Regions from separate parts of the Homo sapiens genome. Here region 2 is linked to region 1. A link is a contact called in ENCODE Hi-C or POLR2A ChIA-PET data. All regions are on one chromosome and are shown on one strand. The core of a region is the stretch at or near the end of the contact, and the rest is flanking DNA. Distances in the headings are between cores, read along the strand shown.

Region 1 (2,774 bases), core at 28-2,527:
CTCCAGAAACGAGCAGCTTTGGCTTCTGGCCCATGCTCTTCCCTCCCTTCTCCATCACCACCATAAATGGGTCTGCAGCTTTGAAGACAGAGGATAAGTTGAGATAACACCACCCACAGTGCAGAGCCTAGGATCAAAGTCCCAACCTTGCTGCTACTTTTCCCAGCCAGGGGCTGGCCTGGGCAACAGGCAAATCCTTGAAAAAGAAGAGCAAGTGAAGCGATGGAAATGCCAGTTGGCCAACATCTCACACTTAAGTGTGAACCTATAGTCTGAACCTATAGTCCAAAACGATGACAGAATAGGAATCAAAGCTAATTTGTCACATCAGGTTCTAAAGTAAAGCAGACAGAGAAAGAAGGGAACAAGAGAGAGAGGAGGAAAAGAAGGGGGGGAAAGGGCTTATAAAAGGGAAGTTTTTTTTTTTTTTGAGACGGAGTCCCGCTCTTTAGCCCAGGCCGGACTGCAGTGGCACAATCTCGGCTCACTGCAAGCTCCGCCTCTAAAAGGGAAGTTTTTGAGAGATACCTCTTTTGTACCATGGGTGTTTTGACCACATAAAAGTGAAAAATCAGCCGAGCGCGGTGGCTCACTCCTGTAATCCCAGCACTTTGGGAGGCCGAGTCAGGCAGATCACCTGAGGTCGGGAGTTCTAGACCAGCCTGACCAACACAGAGAAACCCCATCTCCACTAAAAATACAAAATTAGCCGGGCACGGCTGTAATCCCAGCTACTCAGGAGGCTGAGGCAGGAGAATCTCTTGATCCTGGGAGGCAGAAGTTGTGGTGAGCTGAGATCTCAACACTGCACTCCAGCCTGGGCAACAAGAGCGAAACTCCGTCTCCAAAAAAAAAACCCGTGAAAAATCTCTTCTAAATAAAAAAAAAATCAATAAGCAAAGTTAGAAGGTAAGTGTCAAACTGAGAGAGGCATTAGGAAAAAAGCTTAGTCCTTAAGGTGTAAGGAGCTCCACAATCAGTGAAGCTTCCCCAGTGACTAACTGCAGAGATAAAAAGGATGTGGCTGTCAAGGTCTGAACCAAATGGCCCAATTTAGCACCACCAACAGTGGGCCCACCTGACAGTATGGACCTTTGATGTGATCGCCCATGAGGCACCCACCAAAAATGTTTCACCTAAATCTAACAAAGCCTTTCAGGACTCACGTGATTTAGTGGTTTAGAGGAAACACGGGGAGCAAGGAAACATGTTCACCAGGAAACGACAAATGCAGACTGTGGGACGGACTTCAAGACAACTGGGCCAGTCCCTTCAAAAGGTCAGAGCCACGGGGGGAAGGCAGAAGGATTCTTCTACAAGAAAAAAGGCTGGCCGGGTGTGGTGGCTCATGCCTGTAATCCTAGCACTTTGAGACGCCGAGGTGGGCAGATCACAAGGTCAGGAGATCAAGACCATCCTGGCTAAAGTGGTGAAACCCCATCTCCACTAAAAATACAAAAAAATTAGCTGGGCGTGGTGGCGGGCACCTATAGTCCCAGCTACTCGAGAGGCTGAGGCAGGAGAATTGCTTGAACCCGGGAGGCAGACGTTGCAGTGAGCCAAGATCGCACCATTGCACTCCAGCCTGGGCGAGACAGTGAGACTCCGTCTCAAAAAAAAAAAAAAAAAAAAAAGAAAAGGTAATTATGGTAAAGCCAAAAACAAGAAAACTGAAGATAAATCAAATACATCTACCAACACATGAATGGAGAAAACGCACTGCTATATCTATACGACAGAATATTAACTACAGGTGCAGACAGCAACATGGATAAGTCTTAAAAACATGCCGAACAAAGGAAGCGAGACACAAGGATACAAACTGTCTGATTCTATTTATACAAAACACACGGAAAGACTAATCTGATTCACAGTGATAGTGCGCAGATAGGGAAGGAGAGGATGCCTGGGAAGGGCGCGAGGGAACCTTCTGGGGTCATGGAAATGTTCTGTATATTGATTGCAGTGGTCACATGTGTGCATACATTTGCCAAAACTATAAATCAGTACACTTGTAAGGGTGAATTTTATTGTTTACATATTATACCTTAATAGAGCTGATTGAAGTTTTTAAATTATAGTAATGATACCCAAGGGTTGGGGATAATGTAAGGAGTTGGACCCTCTTAAATAACACTAGTGGGACTATTAATTGGTACCACATGCTTTCTGTAACAGCTTTATTGGAATATAGTTCACATACCACACAGTTCACTCATTTGAAGTGTACAATTTGGCCAGGCACGGTAGCTTACACTTGTAATCTCCGCACTTTGGGAGACCAAGGCGGAAGGATCACATGAGCCCAGAAGTTAGAGACCAGCCTGGACAACACAGCAAAACCCTGTCTCTACAAAAAAAAAAAAAAACAAACAAAATTAGGCCGGGCACAGTGGCTCACACCTGTAATCCCAGCACTTTGGGAGGCCAAGGCGGGAGGATCATAAAGTCAGGAGTTCAAGACGAGCCTGACCAAGATGGTGAAACCCTGTCTCTACTAAAAAAAAAAAAAAAATACAAAAATTAGCCAGGTGTGGTGGTGGGCACCTGTAATCCCAGCTACTTGGGAGGCTGAGGCAGAGAACTGCTTCAACCAGAGAGGCAGAGGTTGCAGTGAGCCGAGATCGTGCCACTGAACTCCAGCCTGGGTGACACAGCGAGACTCTGTCTCAAAAAAAAAAAAAAAAAGGCCAGGTGCAATGGTTCATGCCTGTAATCTCAGCACTTTGGGAGGCCAAGGCAGGTGGATTACAAGGTCAGGAATTCAAGATCAG
Region 2 (2,700 bases), core at 158-2,657, 69 kb before region 1:
GGAGGCTGAGGTAGGAGGATCACTTGAGCCCAGGGGATCGGGGCTGCCGTGAGTTGTGATGATGCCACTGCACTCTGGCCTGGGTGACAGAATGAGACCCTGTCTCAAAAAAAAAAAAAAAGAAAGAAAAAGAAAGCTAATGAACTTAGAAATAGTTTCTAAGGCCAGAGTGGTGGCTCGCACCTGTAATCCCAGCACTTTGAGAGGCGGAGGCAGGTGGATCACAAGGTCAGGCGTTTGAGACCAGCCTGGCCAACATAGTGAACCCCGTCTCTACTAAAAATACAAAAATTAGCTGTGCGTGGTGGTGGGCGCCTGTAATCCCAGCCACTCAGGAGGCTGAGGCAAGAGAATTGCTTGAACCTGGGAAGTGGAGGTTGCAGTGAGCCGAGATTGCGCTACTGCACTCCAGCCCAGGCGACAGAGCAAGACTCTGTCTCAAAAAAAAAGAAAGAAAGAAAGAAAGAAAGAAAAGCAATAAAGTTTCTAGGCTGGCGCAGTGGCTCATGCCTGTAATTCCAGCACTTTGGGAAGCCGAGGCAGGCAGATCACCTGAGGTCAGGAGTTAGAGACCAGCTTGACCAACATGGCGAAACCCCATTTCTACTAAAAATACAAAAATTAGCTGGGCATGGTGGCACGTGCCTGTAGTCCCAGCTACTTGGGAGGCTGAGACTGAGGCATGAGAATTGCTTGAGCCCAGGAGACAGAGGTTGCAGTGATCACGCCACCGCACTCCAGCCTGGGTGACAGAGCAAGACTCCATCTCAAAAAAAAAAAAAAGAAAAAAGATATGAACAAGGATTTCAAGCAATAACTCTGGATCACAGTCTCTGGTTCTGGGCCCTGAGATTGCAGAGGCACGATGGAGAGTCCAGTGATGTCCAAGGCCACATGGAGTTGAGATGAAGCCTTCGACCCGCCACATTCACAGCAGTTATGGGGCCGTCCCTGCACACCGGCGTGGGCATATGCTGCAGAAATTTCCAGAGATACCGCATTCTGCACATCTCATGCCGGCTTCGCATTTCCTCCCCAGAAATTCCCTGTGGCCGCTGGCCTTGAACTCCTGGAAGTCACCCGCTCCTTGGTGGTATGGTCGTGTCTGTCAACCCTGGGCTTCAAAATTTTGTCTAGTCAAATCAACAGGCTCCTTCCAAGAAGAATGGCAAAGATGCATTCATGTGCCTTCTTGTGAAGTATGTGTGTGTCTGAGTCAGGCATCTGCCCACCTGGAGGGTAACCTCAGCATTTCCATTCAGCCCTTTCACTCAGCCGTGGCCAGTAGAACTTTTGAGTGTTTTCTGGAGAAAAGCTGAGTAAATGGTTTTGCCATGGGCGGGACGCTGACTGCTCTTTCTCCTCACCCTGGCCCTTTATATACCTCCAGGCAGCCATGGCGAACACATCTGGCTCCAGAAGCCCCCACTGAAGCTGGCCTTGCTCTCTCTCGCCATGGCCTCTCACTCAGGTATCACTGGTCCTGGTGCTTCCGGAGTCTTGGGCATCATCTTATCTCACCAGGAAGATTCTGGAAGCACTACCCCCAGGGTTGGCTCAGCAGGGCTGCAGGGATGGAGCCAGGGTGGGCAGGGGTGTGTGATGTATGCGCTCACGGCATCGTTCTCTCTCCAGGCCCCTCGACGTCTGTGCTCTTTCTGTTCTGCTGCCTGGGAGGCTGGCTGGCCTCCCACACGTTGCCCGTCCGTTTACTACGACCAAGTGATGATGTACAGAAAATAGTCGAGGAATTACAGTCCCTCTCGAAGATGCTTTTGAAAGATGTGAGTGTCCTAGAGATTTCTTTTCTAAACGATTTCTTAAAAATGCCTTCCATTGCCCTCCAAAGAGGCTCCTCTCTCCGGACCTGAAACCAGGGCTGTAGCTATGCCAGGAAGGGATGGGGGAAACTAGACAGGCAAAGATGGCTTTTTTTTTTTTTTTGAGACAGAGTCTTACTCTGTCACCCAGGCTGGAGTGCAGTGGTGCAATCTTGGCTCACTGCAACCTCTGCTTCCTGGGTTCAAGCGATTCTCCTGCCTCAGCCTCCCGAGTAGCTGGGACTACAGGCATGCGCCACCACGCCCAGCTAATTTTCATATTTTTAGTAGAGACAGAGTTTCTCCACGTTGGCCAGGCTGGTCTTGAACTCCTGACCTCAAGTGATCCGCCTGCCTTGGCCTCCCAAAGTGCTGGGATTACAGGCGTGAGCCACTGTGCCCAGCCAAGATAGCTTTGATCAAACAAACAAATGCCCAAACTTGGAAACAATTCATAAAATTGGCATTACTCTTCTCATCTGCCTTGGTATTTAGACCTTAGCCTTGGCTTTTATAAAAGGCAGAGGTTGTTACCAACCCAAGATGACTGGGCAGTTCAGGTTGATGAGGTGCTGCTGGCAATTTGGTCTGACTCTAGTTAGTACTTAGAAAGAGGAAGGGAGGGAGTGGTCCGGACTCCTTGGTTTGTTGGGGAAAACTCTCGCCTGCATCTCGGAGGCCTTTCCGGACAAGCCTAACACTCTCCTTTATAAGTGGAGCGTGCGTGGCTTTAACACAGAGTCCCAAAGGGCGGGGAGCTGCCATGGAAGGCCAGATGTGCTGCAATTCCCACCACCCTGAGCACGTGAGAGTGGGTTCTGGAAGGCTGGGAGGCCTCAGCTGGATGGATCAGTGGTTCTGAGCACAGGCTTCAGGACTG

The links. Hi-C counts contacts between places; a loop is a spot of excess contacts on that map. ChIA-PET counts read pairs that join two places held with the same protein, here RNA polymerase II (POLR2A). Pooled maps may share reads with other maps.
Region 2: POLR2A ChIA-PET joins it to region 1 with 11 read pairs in BJ. The contact joins the promoter of IL31 here to the enhancer-like site in region 1. A Hi-C loop is called at or near these places in 1 of 50 pooled maps. POLR2A ChIA-PET finds 5 or more read pairs at or near these places in 3 of 52 experiments (BJ, activated CD4-positive, alpha-beta memory T cell and activated T-cell).

What each region holds. Positions count from the first base shown.
Region 1 is chr12:122,103,436-122,106,209 of GRCh38, reverse strand. All of the region lies in intron 1 of MLXIP (MLX interacting protein), which reads right to left. Among named protein-coding and RNA genes, the nearest start is that of MLXIP, 26 kb to the right of the region's middle. Within about 2 kb of position 1,277, at least 3 of the 41 ENCODE cell types and tissues checked have a DNase peak (open chromatin) inside an H3K27ac peak, as active enhancers do.
Region 2 is chr12:122,172,928-122,175,627 of GRCh38, reverse strand. IL31 (interleukin 31) reads left to right here and starts at 1,407. Exons shown (of 3, transcript NM_001014336.2): 1 at 1,407-1,471; 2 at 1,636-1,784. The coding sequence starts at 1,456. It also overlaps a transcript of LRRC43 not described here.